Regions from separate parts of the Homo sapiens genome. Here regions 2 and 3 are each linked to region 1. Evidence: read pairs that join two places in POLR2A ChIA-PET (ENCODE). Cell type or tissue: PC-9. All regions are shown on one strand. Each heading gives the region's core, and the rest is flanking DNA. Links, peaks and the distances in the headings are about the cores only.

Region 1 (5,596 bases), core at 1-5,000:
TTTCCATAAGGAAAGCGGCTCCTCCTCCCAGGGCTGGGTTTAACACTTTGCTCTTCAGACACTGTGAAGGGCTGAACCCTTGATAGTAAGTATGTTACCAGACTCCACCAATATCTGAACACGGCCTCTAAAGTTAGGGAGTCGGGGGAACTCCTGCACTATATTTCCTAGCTGTGTGCTCTTGAGAAAGTTACCTCGCTTCTCTGAGCTTCTGTTTCCTCAGCTACCATATGCAGATAAATAATAGCACCTTATGTCCTTGTGTGGTTGTGAAATCAAATGAGATCATTGATGCCTGAGGAGCACTTGGAACAGTACCTGGCACACATAAAGATCAGCTAGTAGGCATAGATATATAAATATCCATATGTGTTTATATAAATATGCATCTATAAATATAATTATATACCTCAAATTATACACATAAAATACAGTTGATCCTTGAACAGCACATGCAAGCATTGGGGCATCAATCCTCAAGCAGTCAAACATAATTTTTTTTTTCAATGACAGCGTTCTCGCTTTTGCCCAGTCTGGTCTTGGACTCGGGTACTCAAGCAATCCCCCAACCTCAGCCTTCTGAGTAGCTGGGACTACAGGCTCCCACACCTGAGTATAACTTTTGGCTCCCCTAAAATTTAACTACCAATAGCCTACTGTTGACTTAGAAGCCTTGCAGATAACATAAACAGTAGGTAAACACGTATTTGATGTTATATGTATTATATATTGCACTCTTACAATAAAGGAAGGTAGAGAAAATATTATTAGGAAAATCATAAGAAAGAGAAAGTGTATTTACTATTCATAAATGGAAGTAGATCAGGCATAAAAGCTGAGGAAGAGGGGGAGGAGGGAGAGGAGGGTTGGTCTTGCTGTCCCAGAGACAGCAGAAAATTCTCGAATAAACGTACTCTCGCAGTTGAACGCCCTGTTGCTCAGGGTCACCTGTATCTGTAAAATGCAATCTTAGTGGAGCGCTGACTATACGCCAGGCACTATTTTAGGCACTTTGCATGCACCTTGTGAGTGGGAGGCCCAGCAGAGCTGACTTGTGAGTTCTGGGACTTTTGGAGAGTCCCTGCGTCCGTCCGTGGGCGGGATCTCCAAGGTGAGGCCGGTGGCCCAGGTTTGGCAAGTTTTCTGCAGCTTTAACACACTCGGCTTCTGAGCCAGATCCTGTCAGGACACCTTCTTCAACCTGCCAAGCGGGGACCCACCCAGGAGTTCCTATTTTTTCCTGATTTGCTCTGAGAAGAGGCCGAAACACCGGGGTACACCCAAGAACGGAGAGGGCTTTCTCCCCACGTGTTAGCCAGGGGGCACATTTCCCCCGCGGCGGCCGCCCATGGCCGGGCCTTGGCAGAGCTGTCCCTCGAATCCGGGCCGAGCCGGGGCCGGCCCCGAAACCCGCTCTGGGAGGGAAGCCACGCCCGGCCCCAGGAAAGGAGCGACGGGAGGGCCCGCGGGAACGGCCTGGCCCAGGCCCGCGCGCCCTGCCCTGTGTTCCCGGGAGGCGCGGTCTCCTGGCGGCAGGGGAGTCCCGGGAGGGCGCAGGGCGGCGCAGAGCCTGGGATCCCCGAGGGTCAGGGCGAGCCGGCGGCCAGGGCGCGGCCGGGCGGGGAAGCCAGGGGCGGAGGGGGCGCGGTAAGCCCACGGAGGGCTGACTCATCCTGGCGCCGCCCTGACTCACCCGCGGCCGCCCTGGCAGCCCCGTCCTGCCGCGCCCCCTCGCGGCCACGCGCGGAAGCGCAGCCGGGGTGCCCCGCCCCGCCCCGTCCGCGCCCTCCTCGGAGCGCCGAGCTGGCTTTGAGCTCTGGCGAGAAAGCGCCAATCGGCGGCAACCCGGGAATCCAAGGACATATGGGGTGCATTGGAGTATTTTTCCATTTTCTTGTAGATAATGAGGTCTCGCTCTGTCGCCCAGGCTGGAGCGCAGTGGCGCGATGTCGGCTCACTGCAACCTCCACGTCCCAGGCTCAAGCGATCCTCCCGCCTCTGCCTCCTGGGTAGCTGGGACCACAGGGGCGCGCCGCCACACCCGACTAATTGTTTCGTTTTTTGTAGAGGCCGGGTATTGCGGTGTTGTCCAGGCTGGTCTGGAACTTCTGGCCTCAGCCCATCCTTCGGTCTCGGCTCCCAAAGCGCTGGGATTATAGGCATGAGCCACTGCCCCCGCGCCCACTTCTGCTTCTAAAAAATGAGTTTCAGGGCCCTCTCCTGGTACCCCAAGCCAAGGCCAAGTGGGAACTGGAAGCTGGAACAGCCCAACTACCCACCCAGCCTGCAGAGGAGAGACCAGAAATAGCCCTTAGCTTCCAGGGAGATGGCGAGTGACCTGATCCTGCGCCTGGTCGGCAGGCCCTTGAGAGCAGTGGCCTCCTCTGTCTTGCTCTCCACCCGATCCTGACTTGTAAGCCCCGTTTGCCCGCATAGTCCCACAATGTACGAAATGAATGGATGGATGAGGGGCTCTGGGGTGCAAGGGAGAAGGAAGCAGGCAGAAAAGCCTTCCTCATCGGGGGGCTTCCTCCTCCACTGTCATCCGCAAGGGACTAAGGTCCTGAATGTGAGTGCCCAGCAGATCCATGCCTGGCCCCAGCACCCTGACTCACAGCCCTCTGCCTGGGACAGTTACCCATTTCTCCTTCCCGGTGGAGCTGGGTCCTGAGATGGTGGCAAATTCACTGGCGTTGAACAGAGACTGGACTAACGAGGGTGACCAGCACTTACCCGGTGCCACCTACCATTGTGCTGAGCCTTTGTGCATAGTTTTGTATTTAATACACCTACCGTGGGCGGGAGGGGGCTGCTATTGTTGTGCCCATACTAGGAGAAGGGAGTGAAGACTTAAGGAATGGCATAAGGATCATTTGCATAGCTCTTAGTTATTTGAGCAACACATTCATTTAATTCCACAGCAATGTGGGGAATGAGGGACTCTTCCCTGCTTTCCAGGTCAGCAACAGGAAAAACAAATGATTTGCTCAAGGCCACACAGCCCCAGTCCTCAAACACCAAGTTCTGGCCTTTTTCCATTTCCGGCCACTGCCACTCCACCTTTCCCCACCCCTAGGCAGCAAGAGTGACTCACTCTCTGAACTCACTCCACATCCCAATTCCAGCACCCATGAGTAACTCTCCCTTTGGATAGCTTTGCACCAAGAACAAACCTAAACAAACCCTCTGCTGGGAGGTGAACTCCTCCTTCTGTTTTGTTCCTGCTGTGTCTCCAGTTCCTAGAATGGCCAGCTCCTGGGGCTCAATAGGTTTGTTCAGTGAACGAAACCTAGACCAAAGGATGCCAGGCAGTGCCTAACAGACCTCCAAAAGACTGGAGGAGAAGGAAGTGAAGGAGTGGGGGTGGGAGTCAGTTCTGGTCCTAAACCTCCCCGGAAAGAAAAGAGATACTTCCTAGCGTTCCTTTAGTGGCCAGTCTTCATGCCTCATATCCTATGGGGTCAGAAAATTCTTCCTCAAATCTAGCCTTGATCTTATTCTCACATTCCCCACACACCTTAGGGGCAGGAAATGAGGTTGGTGTCCTCCAGGCTCCACATGGCTGCTTCCAGAAGTTACGCCCCACCCCCACCCCCACCGCACCCCCTCATGAACATCCTTTCAGGGCATCCCATTCCAGCGCTCTCTCCTCGTCGCTGTCTTCCTCTGGCCTCCTGCTCGGCCCCTGGCTCCCGTCTTGCTCTGCACCCACTCCTCTCATTATTCTAGGCAGCCTCCTCATCCGCGCGGGGGACCTGTCTGCCACCAGGGCCTCCTTGTTCCTTGTCCTCTTCTGCTCTGCTGACCACTTCCTCCACCCCAGCCTCCCACTCCTGGGGCACATCCTGACCTTGTCCTTTACCTGAAACTGACCTACCTCCGAGGCCCTGTCTCCATCCCCCTCTCTGTCCACCTGTCCCCCAAGGCCATCCCTCCTCTGGTTTCTCCTCTCACTTCAACCAGTAGAGAGACAAGGGTTCCTCATGAGAGCCACTCCTTTGCAGAAGTCCCCCATTCCCTTCCCTCTCTCTCCCTCCCGTCATACTCTCCTGACAAAGCCTTGCCCCAGATGAACCGCTCCAGGCCACACCAACAGCGCCCAGCATTGGTGGAGGAAACACAACCACCAGAGCAGATGAGGGCACTGTCACTTCTTGTCGTCACCCTCCAGTGGGCTCCCAGTGGCACCAACAGACCTAAGATGTTTGTGAAGTTGGTTCTCGCCCACTCTCCGCTGTGGCCACCATGCACAGTCTCCAGTGGCCTAGAACTCTTCTCCCCCAACCACGCCCCCTATTTCAGCTGACACACTGCTCCCTTCGTGGGGGATGTAGAGTCATCAGACAAGAACTTTCTTAACTTCCTAAGGCCAAATTCACCACTTACATGAGACCCCGCCTCCTATTTCTTTCCTGATAGCACAAAAGAGGGGCCCCCAAAAGCCAGCTGTCCACAGGCACTCTGGACTCTGTCCTCTCATGTGTCCCCACTCTGCTGACTGCATCTTTACCCTCTCCCTGCCAGATCTTCCCTTCAGCATCAAAACATGCATTTGGGGGCTGGGTGCGGTGGCTCACACCTGTCATCCCAGCACTTTGGGAGGCCAAGGCGGGCAGACCACCTGAGGTTAGACGTTCGAGACCAGCCTGGCCAACGGGGGGAAATCATCTCTACTAAAAATACAAAAATTAGCCGGGCGTGGTGGCGCTCGCCTGTAATCCCACCTACTCTGGGGGCTGAGGCGGGAAAATCGCTTGAACCCAGGAGATAGAGTTTGCAGTGAGCCGAGATCGTGCTGCTGCACTCCAGTCTGGGTGAAGGAGTGAGACTGTCTCAAAACAAAACAAAACAAACAAAAAACATGCATTTGGTAACACGGGCATCTTAAAAAGCCAAAACGATCACCCAAAGCTCCCTCCTTTCCACCTCCCCCTCACTCACGACTGCGCCCCGTTTCTCTGCTGTCTTTCAGAGCCCAGCTTCTCCGGAGCTGCCTGCTCACGAGGCTGCACTCCCTCTGGCCTCTGCCACTCCCTCCCGGCTGGGCTGAAACTGCTCTTGTCCAAGTCACCAACAGCCTCTGCGCTGCCTGCCGAGCACAGTGGGTGCCTCGTCCTCTCCCCATCGTCCTTCACAGTGGTCGCCTCCATTGTAGGCCGCTCCCTGCTCAGTCAGCTCCTGGCACTGAGCCTCCTGCTTTTCCTCCCACTCTGTGCCTCCTCCACCCAACTCTAAGCATCAGGGGCTGGTCTCGGCCCCCTTCCTCTCCATTTGCAATCTGCCTAGGCCTAGGCCATCGCTTACCTTAGATACCATCCCCAGCACCTTGACTCCCAAAGTCTCTCTCCGGCACAGACTTCCATTCAGCTCAAGACTCATACCTGACTGCCTACTTGACCTCACCACTTGAAAGCCTCCAGGACCTTAAAACAGAGCCTCACTGTCCACCCGTCCCATCAGCAGGCCCACACCACATGACAGGCCAGCCCCACTGTGACCCACACCACAGAACACCCTTGCACTTTTCACTGCGCCCAATCTCTCCTCCACCCCAGCCAGAGTGATTCTGGAATTTGTACCATGTTCATGTATTTTA
Region 2 (5,000 bases), core at 1-5,000, 190 kb before region 1:
ACCTGCTTCTCCAGTATTCAGGGACACGGAAGGACAGGGCTTTAGCTTCGAACGGGCATACAATGAAAGAAGGAATTTACCAGGGAGTAAAGGAGGGCTGCCTAGGGCTGAGGTCTGCAAGATGGCTGGGAAGCGCCCAGCAAGGGTGTCTCAAAGACTTAACTCTTTTTTTTTTTTTTTTTTTTTTGAGACAGAGTCTCACCCTGTCGCCCAGGCTGGAGTGCAGTGGTGCGATCTCGGCTCACTGCAAGCTTCGCCTCCCGGGTTCACGCCATTCTCCTGCTTCAGCCTCCCGAGTAGCTGGGACTACAGGCGCCCGCCACCACGCCCGGCTAATTTTTTTTTTTTTGTATTGTTAGTAGAGACGGGGCTTCACTGTGTTAGCCAGGATGGTCTCGACCTCCTGACCTCGTGATCCGCCCGCCTCGGCCTCCCAAAGTGCCGGGATTACAGGCTGAGCCCCCGCGCCTGGCCAAGATTTAACTCTTACAGTCAAGGTCACAGCATAACCTGTCTACCCAGACACAGTTTGTGGAGAGCATTCATGCGGCAGGTAGGGGGTTGAAGTAGATATCTGCTAGATTCTCAACCAACTCTGAGTTCTTATGAGCCTAAGATTCCTAACATTGATGAAAAGAAATTTCTTCCACTTCAGACAGCTGTCGGAGGTTGCTGCTGCTGCTGAATGATTCACCACTCTACGGTAGGTAGAGTGGTAACTGGTGCACTCAGTTTCTCAATAGAGACTGATCGCCTTGAGGAGGTGATCCTGAGCGAGGAGATGATGGTCACAGAGACTGTGCCTCCCTGAGGAAGCCAGGCCAACACCATCACATGTCATGATGCAAGCCACACAGTCCACACAGTGGCAACACACCAAGTGACTACTGTTCATATGGTAGACATTGTAGAGGTATATACATGTACATTATATGTTCAGTTATTATGTTTATCTTGGCCGTTTCCCGGCAGGTGGTGGTGAAGTTTCTTGAGAAAGGGGTGCCTTTGGCCGGGCGCGGTGGCTCACGCCTGTAATCCCAACACTTTCGGAGGCCGAGGCGGGCAGATCATGAGATCAGGAGATCGAGACCATCCTGGCTAACACGGTGAAAACCCGTCTCTACTAAAAAATATAAAGAATTAACTGGGCGTGGTGACAGGCGCATGTAGTCCCAGCTACTCGGGAGGCTGAGGCGGGAGAATGGCGTGAACCCGGGAGGCGGAGCTTGCAGTGAGCCAAGATCGCACTACTGCACTCCAGCCTGGGCGACAGAGCGAGACTCTGTCTAAAAAAAAAAAAAAAGCGAGAGAGAGAGAGAGAAAGGGGTGCCTTTTTCTAATTAGCAAAAGCATGCTATGAGCTGGATGCAGCCCAAGCCCAGCCCCCCGGAGCCTTGGGCTTCCTGTTGCAGACAGGACTACAGGACAAAGCCAAGATCCCTTTGTAAGGTTCAGTCCTTGCTGGCCTTCCCCAGTCTGATCGAATTTTTTTAAAGTGATCTAAGGGTCTTTCTTTCTCAAAGGTACACTTTGTGATAGTTACCTGCAGATGAACATCAATTATCTGAATGTTCATAGCTTGGGGCTCCAAACTCCAACCATCTTGCCTTCAGTTTGAAAAGCTGAAAAAACTGCAAATTTGCATGCAATCAAACAAGGCCATTATCAGTCCCAGTGGAGACAGGCATTGGGTTTTGTTGGCATAACAAGGAAACATTCATTCCCTAGGTATAACTAACAAGTAATATGACCTGGCTCTCAGAATGAGCTGACTCCTTGCTATGCCCTAGAAAGACAGAAAGCACCAGAGGGTTGGGGAAGTAGATTCTGGAGGCTGTCAAGGAAAGTTTCAAGGTCAGTGTGAACTCCCACACAAAACACTCTGCCACCCCGAACGGCCCTTGGAGCCACAACAGCAGACACTCATAAATGATGCGGCATTTACCAGACCGGACTTCTGAACCTGGGGGCCCTGCGGGACTACACAGGCTGTGAACAATTCAAAAGGCCATATTAATCACCTCTTGGGAGACGAGTCATTGTGCTTCCGAGCCAGTGAAAAAACCTCGGTTGTGGGCAAACACTATCTGATTGGCTGAGGACAAAGCAGTCTTCTCTTCTCAGGTAAACAACCTGAAACCGGGAGTTCTGAGCTGGGAGGAGCTTGTGCCTCTGGGAGGTCTCACGTGTTTGTGGCCTCAGCCCAACACGAAGAACCTGGTACCCAGTTTTTTCAGCTGTTCCCAGGACACTGGTTAGTAAGGACTTTAATGCACCCAGGAGACAAAGCGAGTAGCTAGGGTACAGCTGGAGCCTCAGAAAGGTGCCCCGGGAGGCAAACAAGGCTTCTCTTGCATTCTCCCTCCCCTTTGTCTCCAGGAGACAAACCTCCCAGTCTCCCTCCTCAACCCGACCTCAGGATCAGGTTCTCCACTTGAGAATCCTGTCTTTACCTCCCACTCAGTATGGATAAATGAGATCATTCCTTTGTATTCCGAGGGTAGGGAACATTTGTCAAGTACTTACTCTGCACTGGGCTATGTTTGCAAAATAAAATGAGACCAAAAATAATAAATCTTTGAAGCCATGTTTCAGTATTAGAGGTACCTCCACAGCCACCCTGACCCCACCTCACCCACTGAAGCACCCACCACCTCCCCTTCATCTGCCTGGAGAACACTGAAGGGCAGCCGAGGGTGACCCACCTGCCAACAGCACAACTGTATGTTTGGGAAAAAAAGAAAGAAATTATGAAAATCTGTCCTCTTTTTTCTTTTTTTTTGTTTGAGATGGAGTCTCGCTGTGTCACCCAGGCTGGAGTGCAGTAGTGCAATCTCGGCTCACTGCAAGCTCTGCCTCCCAGGTTCATGCCATTCTCCTGCCTCAGCCTCCCGAGTAGCTGGGACTACAGGCACCTGCCACCACACCTGGCTAATTTTTTGTATTTTTAGTAGAGACGGGGTTTCACCATGTTAGCCAGGATGGTCTCAATCTCCTGACCTCGTGATCCACCCACCTCAGCCTCCCAAAGTGCTGGGATTACAGGCGTGAGCCACCGTGCCCGGCCGAAAATCTGTCCTCTCTTACACAATACCTCGAGTGCACTCAATTTGAAATCCATCTGGGTTCACAAACCGCTCTAGAAGGAAGGCTGGTTCCTGTCACTTACCCACTTGGAGGTGTGGAGATATCTGGGCACCTTGTTTTCCTTCTAACCTCAAGCTGTGCTCGGCTACCCAAAAGGAATGGGTTATAGTTGCGAGGGGGAAGGAGAAAAAGAATGCGTGTTGAAACTTGTGCTTAAAGCCCGGCGTGTGCTTGTCCTGCTTCTGCCGGCTCCCATTCTCAAGGCAGGGGCACTCCAGCGGAAAACACGGGACAGTGGGAGAATATGGGGAGCCAGCTAACAACAACTCCTCCTCCTCCTCCTCCTCCTCCTTCTCGTCCTCCTCCTCCTCCTCATCATCATCATGGCTCTTAACAGTTGAGCCCCACTGGGCTAAACTCTATACATATTATCCCTCTCTTACCTTTTCAGTGACCCAGCAGGTACTATTTCTGCTTTACAAATGTGGAAACTGAGGCTCTGCAAAGGCACTTGTCTTGCCCAGATTCACAAAGCCAGTAAGTGAGCTGACTCAAACCCACACCCTTAGCACCACGCTCACGCCGAGGCCCAGGGTGAGAGACACTCAAGGGGCTATCAAGGGTATGGTTCAGGCATTTAGAACTTTGACTGCAAAGAAGAGGAAACTCCTCCCTTCCACAAGACAGCACCCTCCCCTCACGTGCTAGAACTCAGTCCGCCTTTGTTAGTGCCGGTACTGGGCTAGGATCCAGGTGATGCAGACTTTGATGGACTAACCAGAGGACCTAGCACCACCAAAGTCCAAGGGAAAAAGTCTTTTGGAATGTACTTGTTTATAAGGTGGAGATTGTCTGTTCACAATTTAGGCAGCTGGATTTAGCATCAACTCAGAATATTTTTCTGGGTCTGACATTCTCCTTGGTCAGAGGTCAAATTGTTCCATGAAGATGAAGACTCACTGAATTAATAACCAGCTAAAACGAAGCTTCCTCGTGTTACCGTGATGGGGGGTGGGTGGGAGGAGGGAGATGTGGGTGTGTTTTATTTTGTTTCTGGAATAGGAGAGGGCTGGGTTTCTCTACTTATGTACTTACTTAGATAAATCAGATTTCTACAAGTAAAGGAGTCTGGATTATTGTGGAGGTCACAATCCCTAGATAAATTACACCACCAATTTCCATTCATCCACCCATCCAATATTTATTAAGACCTATTATATACTGTCTCTATAGCCCAATCCACAGAAACACATAATGAAAGAGTTTTGGTTTTGGTTTTGTTTTATAGACAGGGTCTCACTCTGTTGCCCAGGCTGGAGTGCAGTGGTGCAATTGTAGCTCACTGCAGCCTCTACCTCCTGGGCTCAAGTGATCCTCCTGACTCAGCCTCCTGAGCAGCTGGGTCTACAGGTATGAGCCACCGCACCAGGCTAATAAAGGGTTTTAGAACTTAAAGAAACCTTAAGAACCTGCAAAGCCCAACTCCCCAAGAGAAACACAAGGGCCCACTGGTAGAAATAACTTGAGTAGCCTGAACCAATGTGACCCGAACAGGAAAGGGAGGGAGCCAGGCAGGGCATGAGTCCTGGCTCTGCACCTTGCTAGCTGGCGACTTGGGGCAGCTACTTAACCTCCTATGGCTTGTTTTCTCATGGGATGAACAAAATCACAGAGCACCTGCCCTACTGCTCTGCTGATGGGCTGCGCACTCGGGTGACTGCAGCATGCACTCACGCTCTGCAGAGTGGCCCATGCCCAGACAAAGGCAACTGTGGCCTGTCGCGTCCATCATGACCATGGTCCTGGGTATAGGCAGGGGCCACCCTCTTTGTGCATGTTTGTAGGTTTTCAGAAAAAAATAAAATCCTAAGCCCCCCTACCGACTAAACGGACTCCCCCTTGGCCAAAGGGAC
Region 3 (6,191 bases), core at 1,192-6,191, 66 kb after region 1:
TCGGTCTGTCCAGGACGTCCCAAGTGCCTTGGGGTGACAGTTGAGGGTTGAGACTCGGGCATAGAGATCACGGCCTGGTCCCAGTGATCTTGAACCCCAAAGGCCAGAACTGGAGCCTCAGTCCAGAGAATTCTGAGAAAATTAAAGCAGAGAGGAGGGGAGAGAAGGTGGGAGGGGAAGAGTGAGGCAGTGTTGCAACAGCGGGACAGGAAGAGCTGGAGGAGGAGGCCACAGGAGGCGGGAGGAGGAGGCCCAACGTTCTTTAACTCTTTGTAGTCCAGTCACAAGCACAGGAGTCCCAGATCTGGCTGCCTTGTGCCCCCAACCCACCAATCCGACCACTCCCAACCAAACACCAAGGGGCAATAAGCCCCTTGCCCACATCACTAGCCTTTCCCAGATGGATCACAGCAGTGAAAAGATCCAGAGTCTGGGAGTCAAATTCTCTGGGTTCCAATTCAGAATGCTTAGCTTTTTAGCTAAGAATGTGTCTTGGACACATAAATGAACTTCTCAGACACATAACTGAAACTGTCTGGATCTGTTTTCCAATTTGCAGAGTGGAGATAACCTGTCTCCTGGGGTTCCTGTAAGGATTTGTTCAGATGGGAGAGATATAGATAAGCGTCCGACACATGATAGGTACTCCATGTCCCTTAGTAATCCTCCCCTTTACTCCAGAGTTCTTCACTAGCCTCCTAGTCTCCCTCTTTCTTGGGAATTTACTGATCCAATCCAAAACTCAAAGTAAGTCCCAACCCTCGTTTTCTGCCCTGACTGGGTGCCTGCCATTCCTCACCCCAGGTCTCATCCAGTCTCTGCCTGGCCAGGTCCCCCCACCCTGCCCCACTGTTGATCCTGGCTCTGCCACCAATCATGCGACATCAGGCAACTCCTCTCCTAAGCCTCTGTTGGTTCCTTGTTTATTAAACAGGGGTAACAATGTCTGCCCACCTACATGGGGAAAGTGATGCCATGAGAATCAATGAGACGTATCCACGAAGCTGCCGTGGAAATAAAGATACCTCCATCAGGTGTTCCTAGCATATTCCCAGTGCCCTTTTCCTAAATATTCCAATACATCAATTATAACTCACCTTACAGATCATCGACTACAACCCCCTAGGTTTTTTTATTTCTTCGTTTGCTTGTTTTTCATTTTTGTTTTTGTTTTGAGGGTCCGCTCCGTTTCCCAGGCTGGAGTGCAGTGGTACCATCGCAGCTCACTGCAGCCTCGACCTCCCAGGTTCAAGTAATCCTCCCACCTCAGCCTCCCAAGCAGCTGGGACTATAGGTGCATACCACCACGCCTGGGTAATTTTTGTATTTTTTGTAGAGACAGGGTCTCACCATGTTACACAGGCAGGTCTTGAACTCCTGGGCCCAAATGATCTGCCCACCTCAGCCTCCTAAAGTGCTAGGATTACAGGTGTGAGCCACCGTGCCCACCCAACTGCCCGGTTTTATAGAGGAGAAAACTGAGGTCCAGAAACCCAATGTGCCAGGAGGCAGAGCCAACAGAGAACCCCAGACTCCCGACTGCCGGTCCAAGGGCCCCTTTGGCTATGAGAGACACACTGCCACTTTTTCTGTCACTGAGTCAGACCCCACATCCTGACTCTGGTTACTTTATGCCATCCTCATTGATGCAGACATCTCCCAAGAGAATCCTACAACAAAGGTACCACATTTACCCAACTATCTTCTTGGTACAATGACCTTCCCTACATCCAGCCCCGCCCAAGGGCCTGCAGCTGCTGAGGCTGCTAGAAATGCAGGCAGACAGAGAAGAGGGAGGTCCTAGGGCTTTGGAACTTGAAACCAGAGCTCCTCACCCCTTATCCCTCTGAGATGACCTCCCAGCCCCAAGTCCACCGTCCCCTGGCTCTTCCTGGCTTCCCCTCTGTGATCCGCAGATGAGAATGGAGCTTCAGTGTCCCTCACTGCGGGGGGAGCTGACTTTACTCCACCCCATCGTCCAGCTTCTGGAGAACTGTAGGGTTGAAGCTGGATTCAGAAAGGAAGCAGCTCACCACCATCACAAAGGGAGACCCCAGGGACAGGAGAAGCGAACCCAAAGCAGTGTTCTTGAAGAAGCAGGAGCCTCAGAATCAAGTGCAAGTTTCCAGTATGAAGCAGCGAGAAGAACCTCGGTCTGCTCATCTAAAAAATGGGAAACCTGCTGGTACCCTTCACAGAGCTAGCTTGATGCTTAAATCAAGCATATAAAGTGTTTGGCAAGTGTTTGCCATATATTAAGCATTTAGTAAGTGGTAGCAATTAATTTTTTTTTTGAAACAGGAGCTTGCTCTCACCCAGGCTAAAGTGCAATGGTGCAATCATAGCTCACCTAACCTAGAACTACTGGCCTCAAGCTAGCCTCCCACATCAGCCTTCCGAGTGGCTAAGACTACCATCGCACACCACTATGCCCAGCTAGTTGTATTAATGATTAATAACAACTTCAGAAGGATAAGTGATACAGGGGAGTATGGTATGTGAGAGGGCGGCAAAAAAAAAAAAAAAAAGCAGAGTGCGGTGGCTCACGCCTGCAATCCCAGCACTTTGGGAGGCTGAGGTGGGCGGATCACAAGGTCAGGAGTTCGAGACCAACCTGACCAACATGGTGAAACCCTGTCTCTACTAAATATACAAAATTAGCCAGGCGTGGTGGCGCGTGCCTGTAATCCCAGCTACTCAGGAGGCTGAGGCAGGAGAATTGCTTGAACCCAGGAGGCAGAGGTTGCAGTGAGCCGAGATCCTGCCAGTGCACTCCAGCCTGGGTGACAGAGCGAGACTCTGTATCAAAAAAAGAAACCAACTTCAATGTCCTATTTTTTTTTTTGATAGAGTTTCACTCTTGTTGCCCAGGCTGAAGTGCAGTGGCACAATCTCGGCTCACTGCAACCTCTGACTCCCGGATTCAAGCAATTCTCCTGCCTCAGCCTCCCGAGTAGCTAGGATTATAGGCATGTGCCATCATGCCCGGCTAATTTTTTGTATTTAGTAGAGACGGGGTTTCACCGTGTTAGCCAGGCTGGTCTCAAACTCCTGACTTCAGGTGATCCACCCACCCTGGCCTCCCAAAGTGCTGGGATTACAGGCATGAGCCACCACGCCCGGCCTCAATGTCCTATTTTTAATGTTATAAGGTATTTCTAATAGTCTGTGCAAAGCGCCAAAGCCGTGACACATAGCCTGGTACAAAAGGAGAATATTTTTCAATATTTAGGATACATGCTTATTTACTCAATAACTTTACAACTTTGACACGTCATATTACATTTTTCAATAAAATTTTGTTTAAAAAAAAAGATGATGAGAAGTGAGTGGATCTAGGAATATGAAAAGCTAACACGTTTCGTGGAGGAGGTGAGAATGAGACCATCATCCCTCCAGGGACAGAAAAAAATCATGGTCAGAGGAGATGGAGAAACAGGAGAGGGGCAGACTAGGGATGACAGAATCGGCTGTTAGGGCTTGTAGAGCAAAGGATGAAGAAAACAGCTACAGAGAGCAGGGACCTTCCTCCCGCATCATGGCACACACACACACACACACATGCTTAACCCAAAGGGTCACTGGACTCCAAGTCCAGATGACGTGGGTTCTAGCCCCAGACCTGCCATTCAGACTCTATGTGTCACAGGGTGGCAGGGTGAGTCATAGAAAGGGAGCTGGGTTCATGGCAGGTTCTCTAAGAATTATGAAGCTCAGCAAGTCACTTCAACTACTAAGCCTGATAAGGAAAATGAGTCAACTTGAACCCTTTTATCGCTAACAGCCTGATTCCAACTCCTAACCCCAGGGTCCAGGAGTAACCCATAGACAAGTGAATGGAGATAAGGAGACAGCTCTGGGGAAAAAAGCAGGAGGCAAGAGAAGCAGGAGCCTGGGGGAGCTGACTGCAGTCATCCGTAATACATCTGGCTATGTCCGGCAGGTCCTCCTGCCCCAGCCAGAGGAGAGGGCACTGGGGACCAGGTGGGCCAAGGCTGAGGCTGAGGGGGCAGACAAGTGCCGTCTGCACCTGAGGGCTCTGACAGAGGAGACTGCAACACCATTTCCCCTTCATCAGCTCAAGTCCAGGAAAGGGAAGTCAGCAGTCGTCACACCGTTTCAGGTCATGACCCTGTCTACCTTCCTACCCCTGTCACCAGCTCCTTCTCCTCTTTCCCCGAAAGTCTCTTCCTCCTTTGGCTCCTCAGAACAGGGAGACTGCAATTAAGATGAATAAGACTAAGGTGGCAGGGACAGAATCCCCAAAGATGGTGAGAAAGGGTCACTTCTGGATTCCAGGTCTTATGCTGGAGTGGGGGAGAAACAAGGATCGGAGAGCTGGAGTTCCACTCGCACATCCTTCAGCCCCTCCCTGGACCTCAGTCTCTCCTTTACTAAAGCTGGGAGGATTCCCTGTGCCCCTCTCTGCAATCATGTACCAATAAGACCATATAAGGCTTTGCATTTCCAGGAGAAACTGGCCTGAGCCTCATCATCCTCCACCACCACCAGACAGCTGATGGGAGGCAGGCAGATGAGGGTTCATTGCCGCCAGGTGGTAAGTGGGACTCAGCAAGTGGAGTGGGGGATGGGGAGGTTAGTGATGATGGTGACTAAAGCAGAGAAGGAAAAGGAGGTTCAGACAGTGGAGAGGGCAAGTCTCCCCAAACACTGTGAGGTAGGTCCCCTGAAGGGGTGGCATCATGTCTTCCCCCTTCCACCCTAACATGGCCATGGGCACATAGCAGACGCTCAGCAACACCCATGGAGGAATTCACCAGAACGTTTGTCCCTCTTAAGACCCCGTGAAGAATGGTCACTTCCATGGTGCAGCCAAGGGGCATGGGAGTCTGTACCCTCTCCCAGCCCCAGGACCTCCCAGAAGCTTGGGTGATGACTTGTATCCACCCCCTACCCTCTTCATGATGCCCCATCCAGCTCTCCAGACATTCCTTCATGCAACAAACATTTATTGAGCTCCTGCCTACTTGCTCCAAGCAGGATGATGGGCTAGACATGGAGCATACATAAACGGGCAAGATTCAGTCCCTGACCGCAAGGCACTTACAGTCTAGTTGGGAAGGGAGACACAAATGTACAAGAAAGTATGGTGCAACAGCAACACTCCAGCAGATGTTATAGTGTGCTACGGGAGCCCAGGAGAAGGCGGAGTGATCAATTTTGGGGAAGACAAGATGTGGCAGAAGCGTTCACAAAAGTAATGGTGTCTGAGCAGGGTTCTAAGGGATGCATAGGAGTTCTCTGGCAGATGGTTGGGGAAACTTTCAGGCTGAGGAAATATCTCAAGCAGACATGTAGAGGTATGAAAGACACAGGGCAGAGGTGCCGGGGCATGGCTCTGTGAGGGCACGGGTATGAGGCTAGAGGAGCCCTGGGTCTGCCTTTACTTACCCGGGTCTGCTCTAGCCCTAGCCCTCGGGAGTCAGGGAAGGGGAATTGCCTAAGTAACAAAGGGGGCTTTTGGGTGGGGTTTCCCACCCAAGTTCAAGAGGAGGAGCAGACATCTGTGCTACTGGAGAGCAGTGTGGCCAGGCCAGTCGGGGGCTGGCTTAAGCCGTCGCTGGGCAGGAAACCCGTGCATGCCTGCGTGTACCCTTGGTTGTGTTTTGTCCTGGTTATCAGCGGTTTCTTAGGAAAGTTCCTTGTCAAAGCTCCAAGTTTCGCTTGGCTGATCCAAGGGAAAAAGAGACTTAGCCGCAGTTGGGTGGGGAAACCAGAGTGTTCAGAGGCAGTACCAAGGGGTACAGGGCTGGAGCCAAGGCACTTCTGGGCAGCTTCATCAGCTACTGTTCTTGGAGCAACTTCCTGAGCCCTTACCCATCTTGCTTCCCCTCCACACATCAACGGCAGTTTGGGCGGCTCTGAGAGGAAGCCCTGCACATCCTTCAATCTTGCCAGGGCCAGCACCCTCCCACCAGAGGAGCATCTGCCTTGGTGTGAGAAACCTCTCCTTCCCTCTCAGGGCCCCCCCAGAGGACAGGTGGAGGAACTGGCCCCTGCAGAGCCCCCTGGAGATGGGCGGGGGCCCAGGGTGGCATAGGCAGGGGGAGGGGCTGTCAAGGCTGGAGAGGGAGCAGGGCCTGGCTGGGACAAGGACAGAGACATGGGGTGGGGGCAGAAGTGGGAAGGAGGGGAGGATGCCAGGGTGGAGGCTACCTCCTGAGCACCCC

Evidence for each region. Peaks named below come from ENCODE experiments on the same cell type or tissue, not always from the same donor. Only the 100,000 strongest peaks of a DNase experiment are listed, where the experiment ranks them.
Region 2: POLR2A ChIA-PET joins it to region 1 with 7 read pairs; 9 of 35 experiments call an interaction of 5 or more read pairs at or near these places.
Region 3: POLR2A ChIA-PET joins it to region 1 with 9 read pairs; 11 of 35 experiments call an interaction of 5 or more read pairs at or near these places.

What each region holds. Positions count from the first base shown.
Region 1 is chr12:6,277,155-6,282,750 of GRCh38, forward strand. All of the region lies in intron 2 of LOC105369625 (a long non-coding RNA gene), which reads right to left. Among named protein-coding and RNA genes, the nearest start is that of PLEKHG6, 31 kb to the right of the region's middle. RefSeq lists a silencer at 1,360-1,839 and enhancers at 2,849-3,143, 3,975-4,474. In PC-9, for the core only: a CTCF peak has its summit at 1,836; DNase peaks (open chromatin) are centred at 277, 1,157, 1,587 and 3,047; H3K4me3 peaks cover 1,492 bases; H3K27ac peaks cover 4,557 bases.
Region 2 is chr12:6,087,190-6,092,189 of GRCh38, forward strand. The region is part of intron 6 of VWF (von Willebrand factor); the gene reads right to left. Among named protein-coding and RNA genes, the nearest start is that of VWF, 35 kb to the right of the region's middle. In PC-9, for the core only: no CTCF peak of the experiment used is centred there; a DNase peak (open chromatin) is centred at 2,072; H3K4me3 peaks cover 549 bases; H3K27ac peaks cover 1,679 bases.
Region 3 is chr12:6,341,894-6,348,084 of GRCh38, forward strand. SCNN1A (sodium channel epithelial 1 subunit alpha) reads right to left here. Exons shown (of 13, transcript NM_001038.6): 13 at 4,954-6,191. The coding sequence ends at 5,980. LOC112268088 (a long non-coding RNA gene) reads left to right here and starts at 3,911. Exons shown (of 2, transcript XR_002957396.2): 1 at 3,911-4,123; 2 at 4,472-5,185. TNFRSF1A (TNF receptor superfamily member 1A) reads right to left here and starts at 183. Exons shown (of 10, transcript NM_001065.4): 1 at 1-183. It also overlaps the pseudogene RN7SL391P. RefSeq lists enhancers at 1-85, 3,984-4,484. In PC-9, for the core only: no CTCF peak of the experiment used is centred there; a DNase peak (open chromatin) is centred at 3,668; H3K27ac peaks cover 1,623 bases.